Regions from separate parts of the Homo sapiens genome. Here region 1 is linked to region 2. A link is an interaction called in ENCODE POLR2A ChIA-PET data of the cell type or tissue named here. Cell type or tissue: OCI-LY7. All regions are shown on one strand. Links, peaks and the distances in the headings refer to the core of each region. The heading gives the core; the rest is flanking DNA.

What was found. ChIA-PET counts read pairs that join two places held together with the same protein. Peaks named below come from ENCODE experiments on the same cell type or tissue, not always from the same donor. Only the 100,000 strongest peaks of a DNase experiment are listed, where the experiment ranks them.
Region 1: POLR2A ChIA-PET joins it to region 2 with 12 read pairs; 8 of 35 experiments call an interaction of 5 or more read pairs at or near these places.

The regions. Positions count from the first base shown.
Region 1 is chr6:41,765,606-41,776,409 of GRCh38, forward strand. FRS3 (fibroblast growth factor receptor substrate 3) reads right to left here. Exons shown (of 7, transcript NM_006653.5): 4 at 9,814-10,000; 5 at 7,193-7,354; 6 at 6,211-6,359; 7 at 4,571-5,928. The coding sequence ends at 5,014. Among named protein-coding and RNA genes, the nearest start is that of FRS3, 8.9 kb to the right of the region's middle. RefSeq lists an enhancer at 1,818-2,670. In OCI-LY7, for the core only: a CTCF peak has its summit at 10,478 (motif pointing left); a DNase peak (open chromatin) is centred at 10,496.
Region 2 is chr6:42,017,316-42,028,176 of GRCh38, forward strand. LOC105375059 (a long non-coding RNA gene) reads left to right here. Exons shown (of 5, transcript XR_001744119.2): 5 at 4,809-4,925. It also overlaps a transcript of CCND3 not described here and the pseudogene RNU6-761P. Among named protein-coding and RNA genes, the nearest start is that of TAF8, 28 kb to the right of the region's middle. In OCI-LY7, for the core only: a CTCF peak has its summit at 5,330; DNase peaks (open chromatin) are centred at 5,316, 5,946, 7,966, 8,316 and 2 weaker places; H3K4me3 peaks cover 3,763 bases; H3K27ac peaks cover 7,932 bases.

The DNA of each region.
Region 1 (10,804 bases), core at 2,805-10,804, 250 kb before region 2:
AACGGACAGTTAACAAGCCAAGGACTCCAATACAGAAGGGGTTGGGGGTGAGGAATACTGCAGTTGTTTAAGTGGAGACCTGGTGATTTCAGGTCAGGGTCAGCTTTAAGGGCCCAAGAGCCAACAGAGCCAGTAAAGTGCTAGCTCAGACATGATACTTATGCTAACTTGGGTACTCAGTTCTGGGTCAAACTAGAACACAAAGCAGTAGACACCTAGCCATGCTGGAAAGAACCATGTTCAAGGCTGGGTGTGGTGGCTCATGCCTGTAATCCCAGCACTTTGGGAGGCCAAGGACAGCAGATCACTTGAGGTCAGGAGTTTGAGACCAGCCTGGCCAACATGGTGAAACCTCATCTCTACTAAAAATAGAAAAATTAGCCAGGTGTGGTGGTGGGCACCTGTAATCCCAGCTACCCAGGAGGCTGAGGCAGGAAAATCGCTTGAACTTGGGAGGCGGAGGTTGCAGTGAGCTGAGATCATGCCACTGCCCTCCAGCCTGGGCTACAGAGTGAGACTCCATCTCAAAAAAAGAAAGAAAGAAAGAGAGAGAGAGAGAAGAAAAGAAAGAAAGAAAGAAAGAAAGAAAGAGAGAGAGAAAGAAGGAAGGAAGGAAGGAAAGAAAGAAAGGAAAGAAGAAAGAAAGAAAGAAAAAAGGAAAGAAAAAAGAAAGAAAGAAAGAGAAAGAAAGAAGGAAAGAAAGAAAGAGACCACGTTCAGGTAAAAATAACATCTGCCACTTACTGAGCACCTACTATGGGCCAGTCGCCATGCTTCATGCTGGGTAGACATTCTCTTGTTTGACCCTCACAACAACTGTTATTATCCCTGTGTGACAGATGAGGAAACTGGGGCATGAGTCAAGTTGTTAGTAAGTGGTGATGCCAACTTTCAAAGTTCAGCACCCTGGCAGAGAGACTAGACTTAGCCATGCTGTGATCCAGGAGCAGAATTAGGACCCAGTGGGAAGAATTATAGGGACTTCATAATACTTGAGTCAAGGGAGGGCTTGTTAGGTAGTGAGCTCCCTGTCCTGGAAATGTAAGTATCTTCAGGACTCCTGTTGCAGAAATCCCTGGATGGGTCCTAGCTTAGCTGCCCTACAAGCTCTGAGATTCTATCTTGGACCCTGTGAACTATACAGAGCCCTGAAGGGCTCACACAGGCCCTCCCCACCCTTGCCTCCGCCCTCCCTATACCTTTCTGAAAGCCCACGGGTGCCTCATTACAAGACCCCCCACCTGTGAGTAGGACACCCCTTGAAGATATTGGTCAGAGAGCGCCCCAGAGCTCAGGAAGCCTAAGCTCTGAGGGCCTCCCATGAGGCTGATTTGCTCTCTGGAGAGGCAGGCAGGGGCGAGTGAAGTCAAGCCTCTTCTTGCACACCTGCTCTGGCCTCTCCCGTCGACACAACCAGGAGCCATTTCTGAGGAAATGAGAGTAGAGGGGCAGAGTTGGTAGGTGGGCATAGGGCAGGCCCCAGGGGAGAGCAGGTTCACCCTATAGTTAACTGGGAAAGGCCTTGGCTTGGATTTCAGGATTCCTGAGTGGGAGCACTGGAATGTGATCCCCTGCTGGGACTCAATCCAGGGAGAAGCACCCAACACAGTCTCCCTGCAGCCCACCTGAGAGAATGAGGCTCCTTCAGGCCAGGCAGGGAGCAGGGGGTGGAGGAGACACACGACAGGCATCCAGCCCTAGCCCAAGCCACCAATTAACTTCATGGCCTGAGGCAAGTTACGTCACCTCTTGGCCTGTTTCCTCCTCTGTACAGTGATGATAACATCCCGCCAGTGAGGCCTGATAAATATTCGACAAGGCCCTGTGGAAAGCTGACTGTGTTTATACCCTTGTAAAGTGCTATTATTACCCGGGGGGACCTTGGGAAGGGCCCCTCCTGGTCTGACCTGAAATGTCACTCCCAGACAGGATGCTGGATCCTGTCCTTTCCTGAGGGCAGCCCAGGGGTGGGTAGGGCCTGTTTCTAAAGAAGAGAACCCAGCACTCGGCAAACATGCACTGATGCTGGTGATGATCTTTGGATGATGATGGTGATGGAAACTGATTCCATCTGTGCACCACAGCCTGACGGCAGGGCGGGCTCAAACACAGGGGCGGCAGTTACCCTCCTGGGCATCGCTCCCACCCACCCCTTCCCGCCAGGAAAGCTGTCCACTCACACCCTGTCCTTCCCTCGAGAGGAAAATTCCTGTAGTAGACCTCATGGGCCAGAGGCAGTGACCAGGGGAGGGGACAGGAAAGGTTGGGGGCCACACTGAGCTGGAAGTCGACTCCTTCGACACCCCCAAGCCCCACAAAATGATCATCGAAGCAATTATGACTTGCTCTAGGGAGACCCCAGGGGTCAGGCCAGGATCTGGCGACCCAGAGAATGAGAATAACTGCCCCTTCTTGATTTGTTCAGCAAAGCGACAGCCTAGGGGGACTTAAGAGTTGTGACTTCTAAGGGAACAGCTGAGTTGTTAACACAGCTTGCAGGAGCCTTGTCTACTTCCAAAGTGGGGCCATGTTCATCGTTTCATTGGCTACTTCTCATACCAGCTCCATGTCTTCCAGGTACAAAAGCCGAGCCCAATTGGGTAACCAAATGCTTAAGGTAGCAGAGATAATGACCCAGTCAGGACAGGTCTCTTAAGCCAGCCTCTGGCTACCCCATCATAGTATCTGTCCATCGATAAGGCGGAGCCTGCACTGACCCATGAGTCACAAACACGGCCAGGACCCCTAAGCCTGGTCCCGGCATAGCCATACCTGCCCCCACATATCCACCCTCCTGTTTGGAGACACCCACCACCCCAACTGTGGAGGTCATGAGTAGTAGCAGGGGTAGTGTATGTGGACATCCAAACAGAATTGAGCTGCTTGGTAAGGCTGCAGAGAGAAGACAGCATTTCCCTACTACAGTGTGGAAAACTGCAATGAATCCAGCCTGCAGCAGGTGACCCCTCTGGTCCAGAGATCAAAAGGATATAAGGGGGAGAAGGGTTTGGTGCCAGCTCTGGGGTTGTGGCAGCTGCCCTCTTGAGCTCTGCTGGGCCCCACTCGAAGGGCCTTTTCACATCCTGTTGTGGCCAGTCGTCACTGCCCATTTCACTGACAGAAAGTGACACCTGAGGTCGGGGGGTCTGAAAGCTTCCAGTCCAACCCCCACTCAGAGGAGGTAGGATCCAGGAAATGAGGCCCAGGCAGCAGTGTCCTGGACAGTAGGAGGGGGAGGGAACTGGGTGGGGTGTCTCGCCTGGGCTTGTTTCCTTGGTGACGAAGAGGACAGGTCTGCTTGCTCCACAGGACAGGGAGCTGGAGCACAAACAGTGACAAGGCTTTTCCCCAAGTTGGACAAACACAACTCTCATTCTTCACCTGGGCCCTGAGTGGCTTATCACAAAAGCAGCATTTCCTTTAGATGAACCGCACTGGGGTTTCAGACAGAAATGGAGTCTTGGAGGAAAGGAAGCCAGCAAGAGGAGGAGGAGGAGGAGAGAGGCAGCCTCATGACAGAGAAAGGAGCTCCTGGAACAGATCAGCACTAGGTTGTGTGTGCAGCACAGCCCCGCTGGACCCTGTGCTTCCAGGCAGGTGCTCCAATGTGGCGGCTCTGTTAGCGCCCAGCCTTGTGGCAGGGTAGAGGCATCCTAACAGTCCATTCCTGAAGGGACGTTCTCTAGGAAAGACACTTAGCAAGCCAGATTATCTAGTTACACATTACACTGTATTTTTTCATTTTGCTATAATCCTAGGATTTTAGTAAAGTCCTGTTTAAAGGTTTGGTCTTGACTCAGCCATGCTGGGGGCAGCTAAGGAGGATCCAGGATCCATCTCTGGGCCAAGGTGGTAAAGGACAGCAGTGCCCTTTGGGGCCTGCCTATTGGCAGGGGCGTCAGTGAGGGCTCCCCAAGAAGGCGAAGGTGTCTCTTCTGTAGCTGTGCCCGCTCCGCTGCACTCCTCACCTGTTACCAGCCTCAGAGGGCTGGGCTCTACCTCATTAGGGCAGTCCTCACAGGCTCCCCTTTTGGCTTCTAGGACTCCAGCCATCCCACCCCTTTCCTTCAACAGAGCATCCATCCCTGGCAACTGTAGGTTCATGACCAGGGCTTCTTGGAGGAGAAAAATAAATGACTGGCCGGGCGCGGTGGCTCACGCCTGTAATCCCAGCACTTTGGGAGGCTGAGGTGGGTGGATCACCTGAGGTCAGGAGTTTGAGACCAGGCTGGCCAACATGGAGAAGCCCCATCTCTACTAAAAATACAAAAATTAGCTGGGCACGGTGGCAGGCACCTGTAACTCTAGCTACTTGGGAGGCTGAGGCGGGAGAACTGCTTGAGCCCGGGAGGTGGAGATTGCAGTGAGCTGAAATCACGCCACTGCACTCCAGCCTGGGCCACAAGAGCGAAACTCTGTCTCAAAAAAAAAAAAAATCATGGACTTGTCACAAAAACCATAACTGACCCAAATTCCCCAGAGTGAAGCCCTTACCTCGATTAGGCCTGCCCTGTGTCCAACCCAGGACCACACCAGAAAAGATTCCCTAAGAAGATGATATCCACTGGGCCAGAATTTAAAAATAATTATATTAATAATAAATATGTTAAATTACATTTAAAACAATAAATAGAAAAATAAACTGATAAATAAAATCAACAGGTACAAAATGTTTCAAAATTCCAACCAAAAAAAACACACACGGACAGTCGGCAGACAAGACAAATGGACAGAACGGGAGGGCGCTAAACGCAATCACAGGAACCCTTCACAGTTGACGTCTCGGCTCCCTCCTCGCCTGGTCACCCTTCTCTCCCCAGCCTGGAGACAGACCAGGAGACTCGGTGGCTGATATCTCTGGGGACTCCAGCCAGCACAGGGAAGCATCTGGTCCCACCTCCATGCCTTCTGCAAAGCAACCCTGAACCCTGGGGAGGGTGGGTTCAGAGGACAGGAGTGTGAGGCAGAGGCTGGATCATGGTGGGGCAGAGGGTGGTGAGGACCGGGAAGTCCCTACAGAGGCAGGTCGGTGCTGTTGTGCCGGGTTTTCCTGGCGGTGCCATCGTCTCGGGGCAGAGCTCTCTGCAGGTTGGACATGGCCACGGTCTTTTTGAGGTCAATCACGGCGTAGGAGTCTGAGCTTCGGGCAGGGTGGGTGGTGGGCATGGGGGCTTGGGGGCTCGAGGGGTTCTGGGGCCCCTTAGGGCGGTCTCCACCCCAGCCCTTTAGCTCCACCTGGATGTAGTTAAGCTGCCTTGGGGGCTCGGGCCCCGGCCGGCGGAAATCAAAGTTGAAGACCCTTGGGGAGCCGCGGCGGCGGGTCAGTGGCACAGGAAAGCTGCCGTGGCTGCGGATGGCGGCCCGGGTGCTGGTGGGCTTCTGCAGTGGGGTCTCGTCCTCCTCACCATCAGGGAAGCCATTGGAAGAGGGTGTGAGCCCATCCCTCGAGTCCCCATCATCCCCAGCCTCCCCTCCCAGCTGCTGGGCTTGGCTTTCCCACACAGGGGGCAGTGGGGGCAGGTTCTCATAGTGCAGCAGGGCGGCCCGGCGGTGGGCAAGGCCATTCCAGCCCGGCTCCTCTGGGCTCAGTCTCCAGCCAGCCCCTCGCCACAGCCCCCCGGTGACGTTCTCGTAGGTGCACTTGGGCTGGGCTGGACACTCAGAAGGGGCCTCATTGTTATTATTGTGGTGTGGGGGGTCATGCAGGCTGGGACAGAGGCCCTGGCACTTCACCATGTGCCGCCGAGCAGGGGTCGGGCCCAACACAAACTTCACCTGGCCTGGCTGCAAGAACACCTGTGGGTCCCGTTGGTCAGGTCCCCGGGCCTGCGGGAGGAAGGGTGCCTGACCCTCAGGCAGGGGCTGCAGGCAGTGGCGGCCCCTGCGGTGGTCATCTTCACTGGCCGGTGTGTTGACATAGGTGTGGGACTGGGGAAAGAGTCCAAGTGAGGCAGGAGTGTCCCAGGGCAGGGAGAAAAGAGAACAGAAGGGACAGGATGAGAGAAAAGAAGCACACAGAAAAAGACCTGGAGTTTCTTCTTCCTTGTCCTCCAACCCTTCTGAGGAAGCTGCTCCCTTTTGGGGACAGGAAGGGACCGTTACAATGTTCTTCCCCTTCCCGTGATCCTTACTGGGAGGAGGTGGCCTTATTTCCTATCCCTCGTCCCCACCCAGACCAACAGGGCAGGGGCTGGCCGGCTGCGTGCTCACCTGCTCATCAGGAGCAATGAGGGCATGGGTGGACTCTTCCCCAAGCGAGGGGTGCCGCAGGCTGCTTGTCGAGAGCCGCCGGGGAGCTGAGAATCGTGGGCCCTCTCCAGGGCAGCCATTGGAAAAGCTGGAGACAGTGTAGCCTAGAGCTGAGCACACGGGAGACAAGCCCAGGAGAGGGGAACTTAAGCCACCTGACAACCACTTGCAGCTGTGTGTGTGGCATCCTGGGACTCCTCTAATGGAGGACAGATGTTCTCAGGGCGTCACAGTGGTTAAACCCCACTGAGCCACCAGCCCCCCATTATCCTTCATCTTTCCTCTGCTCTTCAAACCCTGCCCTTTCCCTCAAGCTCAGCTTGAAGCACCTCACCACTGTCTCCATTATAGCCTCACCCGAAACGCATAAAGCACATCTTGCTGTCACTGGACCGTCCCTTTGCTTCATTCTAGGTCTGCCAGTAAGGTCCAGGGAAGCTCCTCAAAAAAAGGGACTGCGCTTCTATTTCTCCTGTCCCCCATGGGCCAGTCCAAGGAGCGCTGAATACCAAACAGGTACCTGATCTGAATTCAATGACTGAATAAGCAGAAATTGTAGGACCCTCTCCAGAATACGGTCATGGCCAGAGATGCCTGCACCAGCAGCAAGGAAGGTATATGGGGATGACCCAATAGACAGAGGAAGAAAGCAAAAAAACTCCAGACTGCCAATTCTACGGAAACCCAAAGTCTTCCTGTCTGCTCCCCAACCATCAGTCAATACAAGGCCCAGAACTCAACAACCTCAGTTTGAGTCACCTAGCCCAGCCCAGGACTTACCGATCCTCAAGAATGGTTCTGATCATGGACAACTGTCCTGGAAGGTTGGCTCACCCAGCCTTCTCCCAACCAGCCAGCTTAACTAGTCCCTCAGATTTGTGCTTCCTGGGCGTGTGTGTGTGTGTGTGTGTGTGTGTGTGTGTGTACACTGGGGTCTCCTCACCATTGGGTGGCTGGGGGGCTCGAGGGAGGTCAAGCTCAGCGGGGTGGCTATTGCGGGTGATGATGACAGGCTCTTCCATCACATTGATGCTGTTGCACTGCATCAGATCCTGAAGGAGGTTGAAGATTTCCTCAGCCCGGGAACACTTAAATGCAAATATTCCTGGAGAAGGAGAGGAAGAAATGACCCTAGGCAATAGGGAAGGACCAGAGGAGCTCAACAGATGCACAATGTGCAGGAAATGTCCCTCAACTCCAGTCCCAGGCCTGTAGGGGCAGGAGAGCCTCTCCTCATCTTGAGCATTCTTTTTCTTTTCTTTTTTGAGATGGAGTTTTGCTCTTGTTGCCCAGGCTGGAGTGCAATGGTGCGATCTCAGCTCACTGCAACCTCTGCCTCCCAGGTTCAAGCAATTCTCCTGCCTCAGCCTCCCAAGTAGCTGGGATTACAGGCGCCCGCCATTACACCTGGCTAATTTTTTGTATTTTTAGTTGAGACGGGGTTTCACCATGTTGGTCAGGCTGGTCTCAAACTCCTGACCTCAGGTAATCGGCCTGCTGCGGCCTCCCAAAGTGCTGGGATTACAGGCGTGAGCCACCACGCCTGGCCCTGAGCATTCTTTCTAGGTCTGCTCTAGAATCCAAGAGCTACTAGAAAGGCTGGGTCCAAGGTACCCTGCCCCAGCACGCCCACACCACATTGAACACTCCAGCTATATTGCTCTGAAGCGAAATCATTTTCATAAGGATGTGTGTGTTCAGGGGTCACAAGAAGAGAATCAAAACCAAAGTGGAGGCCGGGCATGATGGCTCACGCCTGTAATCCCAGCACTTTGGGAGGCCGAGGAGGGTGGATCACCTGAAGTCAGGAGTTCAAGACCAGCCTGGCCAACATGGTGAAACCCTGTCTCTACTAAAAATACAAAAAATTAGCCAGGCGTGGTGGTGAGCACCTGTAATCCCAACTACTCAGGAGGCTGAGGCAGGAGAATTGCTTGAACCTCGGAGGTGGAGGGTGCAGTGAGCCGAGATTGTGCCACTGCACTTCAGCCTGGGTGACAGAGCGAGACTCTGTCTCAAAAAAAAAGAAAAAAGAAAAGAAAAAAAACAAAACCAAAAGCCAAGGTGGAAAGGATAGTATTAGATGAGTGAACATTCTTCTTTTATTTTTTCGGAGACGGAGTCTCACCCTGTTGCCCAGGCTGGAGTGCAGTGGTGCGATCTCAGCTCACTGCAAGCTCCGCCTCCCGGGTTCACGCCATTCTCCTGCCTCAGCCTCCCAAGTAGCTGGGACTACAGGTGCCCGCTACCATGCCCAGCTAGTTTTTTGTATTTTTAGTAGAGACAGGGTTTCACCGTGTTAGCCAGGATGGTCTCGATCTCCTGACCTCGTGATCCGCCCACCTCAGCCTCCCAAAGTTCTGGGATTACAGGTGTGAGCCACTGAGCCCAGCCAGGTGAGCGAACACTCTACCTCACATGCTTCCCCCATCTTCCTCTGCCTAACACCCCCTGCTTCCTAGGAAAAAAAACTCCATCCAGAGCACCAGCCCTCAGATCGCTGATGACAAGAGGGTCTACTCTGTTCCCTGCTTCTTCACTTATTAGCCCAGTGTGTGGCCAGAAAGCAAATGCCTACTGTATATAGGTCCCTAACCTCATAGATTAAACTCTGGCACGGGAAGGAAGAAATCATGGGCAGACTAGCTAAAGGCAAACATGGCAAGGCAATCACAAGGCTCCTCAATGCAGCCAGCCTCACAGCCCTTCAAATTGCAACACTGCAACTCAAGGTCCCAGGAACAGCAGGACTGGGCTGAGTGTCTGTCAATCAGGGGACTCAAAGATGCCCTTGGGGTACTGGGCCAGCATGGACTCCTCTGTAACAGGGGGACCTGGGACCTAGGGGAGGCTACGTGGGGTGTGCCTGTGCATATACCCACAACTAAGACACAATTAGCCTGGGGAATGGGACAACTATGGTTTGCACAAATAGGATGGGGAGGAAACAGGGAAGAAAAATAACTACTCTGGCAAAATATGACGAGAAGTAGAAAAGACTGGGAAAGACTGGAGTTGTAGAGAACCCCGTGTTGGGGCCAGGGGTAGCCCCTCTGGGAACCCAAGTGTAGATCAAACATCACTAGGAGCAAGGATGCCTCTGCCTGCTCTGCCTGCTCACCCAGCGCCCCTGCCTCTGCCTCATGAATTCCAAAGGTAAGATGCATGGAGGGAAGTCTCCTCCAGCAAACATGACCTCGGAGGCTCACTATTTTGTTGGCAGCCTCATCAGAGAAGCTTGTTCATTCCACCTCTGCACAGCCATAATCCCAAACTGCACTGAACACAATCCCATGCAGGATTCCTTTTGCACAGCTTAAGTCTGGATCCTAAGAGATAAACTCAGACCATGCCACTTCTTCAGAGAGCTGTGGCTGGCTCTAGCCTTGACCTTATGGAATAACCTACCACCCCTGACCTCTGACTGCAGGGAGAATACATCACACTCTACTGCCCACAGGTGATGGGGATAACACTAACCTCTTGAGGGCTAACCTATACATTAGGAACCCTGGAGTACTGCATAAGCCCCTATCCCAGGGTGGAGCAGGGCCTGGTACTCACCCTGGCCTGTCTGACATCGGCGGCCACTCTCAAAGGAGAAGAGGTTGGAGTCGTAGCCATAGCGCCGCAAGCAGAGATAAGGCCAGCGGACGGCCTCACGCCGATGCAGGTGCAGCACCAGCTCACTCTGCGTCAGCTCCATCACCCCAGAGCCCAGCTCCACCCCCTCATCATCCACATTTGTCACCTGGAGGGGAGAAGACAGAAGGGTCAATGAGTGAGTCCAACAAGTGTTTGCATGGGTCCCTGAGCCACTGGGAGACAATCTGATGCAGGACAAGAGGTGGGGAACCAAAGGTCACATCCGACTATCACAGACTCTACTGAATGCCACATAACTACATGAAGCAGTGCCATGGACCCACGGCAGTTCTCTGGGCAAATCCTACTTCTCTAGTGCTGAGTTTTGTCATATGGACAGTGAGGGAAGAGGTAGGTAGCTGACTTCCAAGGTCGGTTTGTTAGATAACAAATGTTAGACGACCCTAGACAGCCCATGCCTTAGTATCCAAGGGCCAGATGTTAATGGGGAAGGGGTTCAATTGTAAATTCAAAATCTTGAGACTGGGACACCCTGACCTAGGAAAGTCAAGCCCAAGGCAGAACCAATGCACATCTCCTCTACCACCTCCCCAACTGTGTGCCCTTACTGAGGGCTCCCTCTTCTGGTGGGCAGGAGAAACATGTGCTTCAACATGCCCCAGAATGAGGAAGGAGGAGGCTCCCTCTACAGAGAGGTGGGCAGGGGAGAGCACAGGTCGACTTGGGTCTGCCCTCAGCTTCCCACAGCAAACAGCAAACACTGATGTTGTGCTTACTGTGTGCTAAGCACTATTTAATTTATTTATTTATTTATTTTTTGAGATGGCATCTCGCTCTGTCACCCAGGCTGAAGTGCAGCGGTGCAATCTCAGCCCACTGCAACCTCCACCTCCCGGGTTCAAGTGATTCTCCTGCCTCAGCCTCCCAAGTAGCTGGGATTACAGGCGTG
Region 2 (10,861 bases), core at 999-8,998:
GCTCTTGTTCACAGAATCTGTCATCTCTAAAGGAAAAGCAGAAACAAACCACAGAACCAGGGGAGCTGGCTGATAATGAGTCACATTGCTGCTGGCAGTTCTCCACTCAGTCCTCTGGCCTCTGCATCTGGGACTTCTTGCTTGTCCTTCAAGATCCACTGCAAAAATGTCTTGTCTCCACAAAGGCTTCCTTGACTGCATCCCCAGCCACCCCACACCCTGCAAGCTTCCATTGCATCCAGCACAAGATCCACTACTGCCATGTATTGCACTAAGTGGAAACTGGTCAGGTTGTGGGGTCCCAATCAGCCTGTGAGCTTCAGAAGGCAGGCATTGTGTCTCATGGACCTAGCCCAAAACAGAAGTGTCTATGGAAATAGTGTGATGACCTGAGTAAAATATGGGTGGAATGTGACATAGGCATTTAAGAAATCTATATATTGACATACAAAAAACAGTTTATTAAAAGGTTGTGTAGGTAGAAGGCAAAGGCTGGAAATTTTAACTTTTTCCAAAATAATAATTAACATTTTATATTTTAGCAACAAAATGTGGCCGGGTGTGGTGGCTCACGCCTGTAATCCCGGCACTTTGGGAGGCCGAGGCAGGCGGATCACGAGGTCAGGAGATCAACACCATCCTGGCCACCCTGGTGAAACCCCATCTCTACTAAAAATACAAAAATTAGCCGGGCATGGTGGCACATGCCTGTAGTCCCAGCTACTCAGGAGGCTGAGGCAGGAGAATCCCTTGAACCTGGGAGGTGGAGGTTGCAGTGAGCCGAGATCGCACCACTGCACTCCAGCCTGGGTGATAGAATGAGACTCCGTCTCTAAATAAATAATAAATAAAAGTAAAACGTCCACCTGAGAAGCCTTTATTTGTTTGTTTGTTTGAGACAGAGTCTTGCTCTGTCACCCAGGCTGGAGTGCAGTGGCACAATCTCGGCTCACTGCAAGCTCCGCCTCCCGGGTTCACACCATTCTCCTGCCTCGGCCTCCCCAGTAGCTGGGACTACAGGCGCCTGCCACCATGCCCGGCTAATTTTTTTGTATTTTTAGTGGAGACGGGATTTCACCGTGTTAGCCAGGAAAAAATACGGAACGCTTCACGAATTTGCATGTCATCCCTGCGCAGGGGCCATGCTAATCTTCTCTGTATCGTTCCAATTTTAGTATATGTGCTGCGAAAGTGAGCACCTGAGAGGCCATTTTTATTTAACTTGAGAGATCTCAGAAAAATGCCTTTTCCTTTAGTTTTATATACCTGACACAAAATTGAAAAAGCTATCTCCAGTCGGGCCTGGTGGCTCACTCCTGTAATCCCAGCACTTTGGGAGGCTGAGGCAGGCAGATCACCTGAGGTCGGGAGTTCGAGACCAGCCTGACCAACATGGAGAAACCCCATCTCTACTAAAAATACAAAATTAACCAGGTATGGTGGCACATGCCTGTAATCCCAGCTACTCAGGAGGCTGAGGCAGGAGAATCACTTGAACCCAGGAGGCAGAGGTTGTGGTGAGCCGAGATCGTGCCATTGTACTCCAGCCTGGGCAGCAAGAGCGAAACTCCATGTTAAAAAAAAAAAAAAAAAAAGAAGAAAAAGAAAAAGATATCTCCCACTACTTTTTAAATACTGTAACTAAATATTAAATGTTAAGGTTTTCAACTCATTTTGATTAATCAATGGAACATTTCAGTCATGTTCTAAAATACACAAATTAGATATTCTTGTGTTTTGGGGCAAACTACTCCATATTTTCTATCAGTTGTTATAAAATTGCAATCTATAAATAAGTATATCATCAATGGTATGGATTCAGTTTGTATAATGTCAGATACTTAAGTAAATTCACATAGCATAAAAAATGTAAAACAAAAAGGAAATGTAGGCCTGGAGCGGTGGCTCCCACCTGTAATCCCAGCACTTTGGGAGGCCAAGGCAGGCAGATCACTTGAGGTGAGGAGTTCGAGACCAGCCTGACCAACAAGGTGAAACCCTGTCTCTACTAAAAATACAAAAAATTAGCCGGGTGTGGTGGTGTGCACCTGTAGTCCCAGCTACTTGGGAGGCTGAGGCAGGAGAATTGCTTGAACCCGGGAGATGGAGGTTGCAGTGAGCTGAGATCGCACCACTGCACTCCAGCCTGGGTGACAGAGCGAGACTCTGTCTCAAAAAAAAAAAAAAAAAAAAGGAAAGGAAATATAACACCAGGCATGCAAAATGGTCCTAACTTTGTAAAAGGAGAAATGATTGCATGTGAACAGTATTCTATGATCCTATTTTAAAAGAATGAAACTATCAGTGAGTTTGTAGGCACAGAAAAAAAGGTTCAGAAGGACATCTAGTAACCCTTAACACTGATTTTCCCTGAGGGATAGGACTTAATGATTGGGGCGGAATTTAAACTTTTATTTTCTTCCTATTTGTAATGTGTTTTTACAATAAGGAAGTTTGTTTTATATTTATAATTACAATTTTTACTATTTAGTTTAAAAGTTAAATCTAAAAATTAACAATTTTTAAATTAATAAAGATGTAAGACTAGAAGGAAATCACAAAATGTAAACCAGGGCTGTCTTTGGGTGATAAGAACTATGGGTGATTTTTCTAACTTTTTCCTATTTTCCATATTGTCCAAATTCCTAAAAATAATCATCTTATAATTTTTTTAAAAACCTTGCCGGGAGCGGTGGCTCACGCCTGTAATCCCAGCACTTTGGGAGGCCGAGGCGGGCGGATCACAAGGTCAGGAGATCGAGACCATCCTGGCTAACAAGGTGAAATCCCGTCTCTACTAAAAATGCAAAAAAATTAGCCGAGCATGGTGGCCGGCGCCCGTAGTCCCAGCTACTCAGGAGGCTGAGGCAGGAGAATGGCACGAACCCAGGAGGAGGTGGAGCTTGCAGTGAGCAGAGATCGTGCCACTGCACTCCAGCCTGGGCGGCAGAGCGAGACTCTGTCTCAAAAAAAAAGAAAAGAAAAAAGAAAAACCTTAAGAACAAAGTCTTAATAAATGAATGCACGTTTCCCTAGCCCTTCTTGGCGCCTGCAACTGACCCAACATGCAGAAGGTTCTTGGCTCTCTCTCTGTCCTCCCTTGCTCCACTGTGTTGATCAGGTCCCCGGAAGGACTCTGTATGGTTCCAGCCTTCATCCACATGCCCTCCCCAGATCTAGACACTTGGGATGATGGTGAGGGGCTGAAGCAAGAATCCCTGGCCTTGCCAGGATGGTCATGGCTCCCACCCTGCCCTTGCCTTGCATCCCAGCCCTCCAAACTCTACCAGTTAACCTCTAAAGACCACTCGGCTCTCCGGGAAGCCTTCCCCTCACCCGTAGCCTCCCCTACTCCCCTTCTCTCAGAATTCCCACAGCACAGAGAGCCTGCACTCCAAGACTTCATGAGCAGTCACCCCCTTTATCCAGTTTCACTTTATTTATTTATTTATTGAGACGGAGTTTCGCTCTTATTGCCCAGGCTGGAGCGCAATGGCATGATCTCAGCTCACCGCAACCTCTGCCTTCTGGGTTCAAGTAATTCTCCCGACTCAGCCTCCCGAGTAGCTGGGATTACAGGCACGTGCCACCATGCCCGGCTAATTTTTGTGTTTTTAGTAGAGACAGGGTTTCTCCATGTTGGCCAGGCTGGCCTCAAACTCTTGACCTCAGGTGATCCGCGTGCCTCGGCTTCCCAAAGTGCTGGGATTATAGGCGTGAGCCACCGTGCCCAGCCTCAGTTTCACTATCTTTGGTTTTAGTTACCCATCGTGCAGTACAAAAAGATATTTTGAGAGAGAGAGAGAAACAGACCACATTCACACAACTTTTATTACAATATATAACTGTTCTGTTTTATTATTAGTCATTGTGGTTAATCTCTTACTGTACGTAATTTATACATTAAACTTTATCATTGGTATGTATGTATAGGAAGAAACATAATATACAGAGAGTCTGGTACTATCCGCTGTTCCAGGCATCCACTAGGGATCTGTGAATAAGGGGGACTAGTATTTGCCACCTTCTGTTCTGTTTCCCCTCACTCATTTGTTGGACCAACTTTTCCTAAGAGAATATCCTACAGAGTGATGGGCACTGCTGGAGAAACACGGACGGGCCCAAAGGCACAGAGCAGTCATCCTTCACATGTGCTGAATGAATGAGAGAAGGGTGGAAACCAATGAGACACAGAGCCTGTCCTCAAAGAGCTCCTAGTCTAGTAAGGACAATAATAGGTGTTGTTATCCACACATAATACACACTAGGAAACACCACCCAGGAGGCAGGGTATGTGGGAGGAGGAACTGGGTGGATTTAAACTGGGCTTTGAAGACTGGTCAAGTTTGGATGGAGAGAGGAGGATAAAGGGCATTCCAGGAAGGGGGACAGTGTGCACAAAGCAATGGAAGCAGGAACACCCCAGGATCTATTAGATCTAGCTAGCAGGGAGAGGGTTATAAAGATTCACTGTGGGTAAAGGCCTGGAAAGGTGAGTTGAGCCCAGATCCTAGGAGAACAGAACACCAACAGAAGGTGAATTTGATTTTGCAGGCCTTGGGAAGCCTCTAACAGTCTCTGAGCTTTAGAAATGTACAGTAATCCAGGTGGGTGCCCATAAAGGGCTGAAGGAGGCTGGCAGCCACAGGGAAGAGAGACGGAGAAGAAATTCCAAGCTTTGTTACCACCTTGCTAGCTTAAAGGAAGCAAGCATCACATATTAAGTGCTGACCATGGGGAAATCACTGCTCTGTCTTTAATCCTTGAAACAGTCGTGTGAGATGAGACAGTATGATCTCAATTTTCAGATTGAGTTCCACAAGGCTGAAGTTTGCCCATGATTCTGCTGGGAGAGATCCACGATCATCTTGCCAGGAAACAGTTCCAAGGATCCGAATCCAAGTTGGCCTGAATCCACAGGCCAAAGCACCCTCACTTTCTCCTATAATGTCTTTCATATTTACCAGTATCTAGCACTATGATGGTTCAGTACACACTGGAATGAGTGAATGAAGAAATGAATGAACAAATGATTGGATCCCAGGTTGGTAAAGAAAACCTCTCAGCACACACAAAAAGGGTGGAGGATGGAGGCGGGGAGGAGATGTAAGAATAAATGGAAAATAAAACAAACAATCGTTGTATTACCACTTCCTCTGGGGCTGGGTCATGGTTTTTAACGGTGTGCAGCGGGCACATCCAGTGTGGTACAGGCACATCCACAAAGAGAAACAAAGAGCTATTTATTTACTTCCTTTGAGGGGTAAATAAAGATCAGGTCAAAACAGGCTCCCCCCAACCGCCAGGGGGTCTTCCCCAGGTGTTGATGCAGCACTTGGCCTGGAGCAGTCACAGGTGGCCTCTGCTTGTGTGTCATCCCGCCTTCCTTTACACATGCGTGGGTCTGGCTCGCAAGGGAGGCCCCATGTGCAGTGGGGAAGTAGCGTAAGGGGAAAGGTGGCAGGGCAGGGCTTCCTCACCCCTCCGCCAGTGCAGCCAGGGCAGCAACATTTATACCACCAGGAGAGAGATGGGAGAGTCAACAAGTGGGATGGCGCTGGCCTAAGAGCTGGCTCGGGGTGCTGGAGGCCCCATGCTGGGCCAGGCAGTAGATATGCAGATGGCTGCATCTTGTGGGGATAGGACTAAGAGGGGGACCATGTACGGGTACAGCCAATCCCCATTATTCATGGAGTCTGTATTTGTGAATTTGCCTCCTTGCTAAAATTTGTGACCCCGAAATCAATACTTGAGGTGCTTTGTCATCTTTCACAGACATGCGCAAAGCCATGAAAAATTTGAGTCACCCAACATGCATGTTCCTGGCTGAGGTGGGACAGGGCAGTGCTCTGCCTGTTTCAGCTCTCGTAATGTAAACAAGTGTCCTTGTCACAGTCTACTTAGTGCCACCTTTTCTGCATTGCTGGGTTTTTTGTTGATTTCGCTGTTTGAAATGGCCCCCGAGCCTAGGGCTGACGTGCTGGCGAATGTTTCTAAGTACAAGATGACTGTATGCGCCTTACAGAGAAAATACATTAGATCAGGTTTGTTTGGGCATGAAGTATCGTGCTGTGGGGCATGAGTTCAATGTTAATGAGTTAACTATATATTCAATAAGGTGTCTTCAAACAGAAACACACAGAAAACAAAGTTATGTATTGATTAGTTGATGAAAGTCTTGTGACCAGTGGCTCACAGAAACCTAACCCTGTATTTCCCCTAGGAGCAATGGGCCAGTGTTCACCAGTTTGGTGTTCGTGGTGACTGTACAGAATATAACTGGTGAGAATAGCGAGAACTGGTAGTATTTAAATATTATAATAACTAGGGTAGCCGTATCCTTTGGGTACCTGTGAATGCCAGTCTGTATCTACTCATCCATCCGCCATCTATCATCTATTAAACACTAAGTACAAAATCCAACACTAAAAGCAAAAAATACAGGATGCAAGCAGGGTCCTGACCCTGTCACTGACCATCTTAACTGTACAATGGGGGAATCTGTACGTTAAGACTGACTCTGAAGGTTTTATTATTTTATTTGGCTTAGATATCCCTAGGTTGATATACTAGCATTGGGGCCTAAAAGTTTTGCCAGTGTTTACATCAGGCAAACACCTGTGTCACAATAACAGCCTAATACATACACTTATTAGGGCCAGGCACTGTTCTGAGTGCTGTACGTGCATAAAGCCTCCTAACAACTCATGTAATCCTCCTAATAGCCCTGTAAGGTGGATACTATTATTATCTCCAACTTACAGATAAGGGCACTGAGGCACAGAGAGGTTAAGAATGCACCCCATGGCTGGGTGCGGTGGCTCACACCTGTAATCCCAGCACTTTGGGAGGCCGAGGCAGGTGGATCACGAGGTCAGGAGATGGAGACCATCCTGGCTAACATGGTGAAATCCCGTCCCTACTAAATATACAAAAAATTAGCCAGGCATGTTGGCGGGCACCTGTAGTCTCAGCTACTTGGGAGGCTAAGGCAGGAGAATGGCATGAACCCAGGAGGCGGAGCTTGTAGTGAGCGGAGATCACGCCACTGCATTGCAGCCTGGGTGACAGAGCAAGACTCAGTCTCAAAAAAAAAAAATAATAATAATTCACCCTGATAACACAGCTGGTGTGTGGAAGAGGCAGAGGGGTTTATGCGCCTCCAGTGACATGGAAGGAGAACCTGCATCTTGTGAGGATCTCAGTCCACCCTCAGTGATGAGGAGGGTCCCTCTCCTTAGCCATGCCACTGGCACTGTTCAGTAGCAGGAAAGCATGAAGTGACATTGCGAGGCTGGGGCCACTCAGAAGTCCAGGCAAGCAGGGCAGGCATGGTGGCTCACGCTTGTAATTCCACCATTTTGGGAGGCTGAGACAGGTGAATCACCTGAGGGTAGGAGTTTGACACCAGCCTGGCCAACATGGTGAAACCCTGTCTCTACTAAAAATACAAAATTAAGGGGCCGGGCGCAGTGGCTCATGCCTGTAATCCCAGCACTTTGGGAGGCTGAGGAGGGCAGATCACCTGAGGTCAGGAGTTCGAGACCAGCCTGACTAATAGAGAGAAACCCCGTCTCTCCTAAAAATACAAAATTAGCCCAGTGTGGTGGTGCACACCTGTAATCCTAGCTACGTGGGAGGCTGAGGCAGGAGAATCGCTCGAACCCAGGAGGTGGAGGTTGCAGTGAGACGAGATCATGCCACTGCACTCCAGCTTGGGTGACAAAGTGAGACTCCATCTCAAAAAATAAAGTCAAATAAAATAAAATAAAAAAGAAATCCAGGGAGGAAAGCAGGGCCTGCATGAGGCCATGCCTTGGGGAATAAAGTGAGAGTGACCCATGCACGCAGGCAGACAGAAGGTCTGGGATCTAACTGTGAGAGGAAACAGGGAGCCTGACAGCTCTCCGAGCAGGCCAGGGCAGGGGGACCTCTCTTCCAGCAAGGCCAAGAGGGGCCCAGGAAGCCAAGCCCCAGGGAGAAGTCTGAGAGACCAAGGCCTCACAGAGGAAGTGTCTCCACAGAGATTTCCAATTGCCACGCCACCTTCTTTCCTGGAGCAAAGAGGTGCAGTTGGTGAACTAGGGCCACGGGTAATGGGAAGAATGGGAAGGAGAGATCCCATCCAACCTGGAACACTGGAGGGACAGCTAGAGTTGGAGGAGGGGTGAGTGAAGACATCTCCCCTCAGCTCACAGAAGAAGTCACACACCTCACCAAACTGAGAAAAATCAGATTCCACGCCTGGTGTGAGAGGGAAGTGAAACCGCACCTCCAATGCTCCACTGCCCTCCCCTCCGGCACTCTGGCCCATCCTGCACCCCGGCCGCCCCACGATGGCGGGCTCAGAGGTGAGGGCCTATCAGATGCATTCATGGGCTCCCTTAGGGCCTTTTGGGCTCTGAGTCACAAGGGTGGCTCTCTCAGAGCTGTGATGGCCTGGTCTCTCCTCCCCAGGGAGGCAGAAAGGGAACCAGGGAAAACAAGGCTTATAAGCTACAGAGGTAAGGGACTGTGCCCATCTTGTTCTTTCCTTTTTCACACACACGGAACATGGTACCCGGTGTATCCATGGTAAGCACTTAATAAACAGACACTGAGCGGATGAGTGAATTAATGAGTGAGTGAATGAATGAGTCAGCACTGGACCCACAAGGCTGCCTGTCAGCCTCTAGCCACATGGAGATTCCCACCTCCAGAGAAGAGCTCTACTACGTATGTTCCCCAAACTCCCTGTCAGCTAAATGTGACCTGTGACCAACTGGTGATCAAAGGGATAAGCTATCTGTCAATTGTTAGGTCTCGTTTGAAAATAAACCTCTTTTTCCCCTATTTTTGACAAACCTTGACCTCCCTGCCTCGACCCTGCTCACATTACATTTGACCTTCTCAACGACCTCTCTAAGGGATGGAGACATGACCCTCCTCTACCTCATCAGAGAACAGCACAGACCCTCTCCCCCCGCCGCCCCCCTGCCAAGGGGAAAATATGGTGCTCCTCAATGAACCTCACCCTGATCCTACAGGGTGCTCCTGGAAGAAGGGCTCCATGATGACCTCCAAGGGGCCTCTGGTCAAGGCGAAGGAGAATCAGACCCTCCACCTTTGACCAGAGGGGAGGGAGTCCAGCGTGAGGGCATTAGCCAAGGGGGTTCTGGTCCCTCTGCTCTAGGCCCCTCACAAAAAGAAGTCCAGCTGGGAACATTTTTCTCCCAGCAGGTCCCCATAGGAAAGCCATCCTCACCCACATGACACAGGCTCCCCATACCCTTCTCATCTAGATCTCATGGCAAAGATTGCCAACTGTCCCCTAAAATCCACTTTCCCTTCTTGTACCTTTGGTACTAGAAGCTCCACTATGTATGTTCCCCAAACTCCCTGTCAGCTAAGTGTGGCATGTGATCAGCTGGTGACCAAAGGGATGTCATCTGGCAACTTTGAGGTCATGCTCTGAAAAGGAAGGGCAGTGCCTTTTCTTTCTCGTCACTTTCCTCCCTCCCCACTGGCTGGCTGACGGACCCAGCAGCCATGGTGGGATGCCATCTCCCACACGCAAGGGCACAGGAGGGGCTTGGGCCCTCAACACCACCAAGGGGTCAGATCACCCACCCGGATCTGTATGGGAGAAATTTCCATTTTGCTAAGCCACTCTTGTTGGAGTCTGTGTTACAGCAGCCTAACCTCCCCTAGTTCCTATCCCAGCCCATTCTTTGGTGCCAAGATGCTGATGGGTAAAGGCGTGAAAAAGGGGCCTTGTCCTCATCCATGTCTCCAGCCCTTCACCTCCATCAGGTCAGCTTCCCAAGTGTCTGAGTGCCTTCCAGGTGGTTAAGACACCACTAGGCCGGGCGCGGTGGCTCATGCCTGTAATCCCAGCACTTTGGGAGGCCGAGACGGGCAGATCACGAGGTCAGGGGATCGAGACCATCCTGGCTAACACGGTGAAACCCCATCTCTACTAAAAATACAAAAAAATTAGGCAGGCTTGGTGGCAGGCGCCTATAGTCCCAGCTACTCGGTAGGCTGAGGCAGGAGAATGGCGTGAACGCGGGAGGCAGAGCTTGCAGCGAGCCGAGATCGCGCCACTGCACTCCAGCCTGAGTGAGAGAGCGAGGCTCCATCTCAAAAAAAAAAAAAAAAAAGACACCCGACTCCACCCCCACCTAATGCCAAATGAGGTTGGAGGTGAATGTCTCTCTCACCATACCCAATTTATTCCTCCCTCGAACTGACCATTTCTCAATTGCGTATCTCCTTCCCTGCTCAGGAAACCACTGTACTCAGGCCAACCCAACCCATGGGGAAGGTGGTAAGGAGGGCAGAAAGTGTGTGGGCTTAACACCAGAGCCCAAATCTCCTCCTCACTGCTCACCAGCTGTGTAACCCTGGACAGATCTCTTAGCCTCTCTAAGCCTCAGTTTTTTTTGTTTGTTTGTTTGTTTGTTTTTGAGACAAGAGTTTTGCTCTTGTTGTCCAGGCTGGAGGGCAATGGCTCAATCTCAGCTCACGGCAACCTCCGCCTCCTGGGTTCAAGCAATTCTCCTGCCTCAGCCTCCCAAGTAGCTGGGATTACAGGCTCCTGCCACCACACCCGGCTAATTTTGTACTTTTAGTAGAGACGGGGTTTTTCCACGTTGGTCAGGCTGGTCTCAAACTCCCGACCTCAGGTGATCCGCCCACCTTGGCCTCCCAAAGTGCTGGGATTACAGGCGTGAGACACCACGCCCGGCCGCCCGTTATGAAATGGGGGTAAAAATTGCTTACAGGTTTGTGGAGAGAAGATTACAAACTTGTAAAGTCCCTAGCACTGTGCCTAGCATGTGGTAGGTGCTCACTAAATCGTGGCTGCTCTTACTATGAT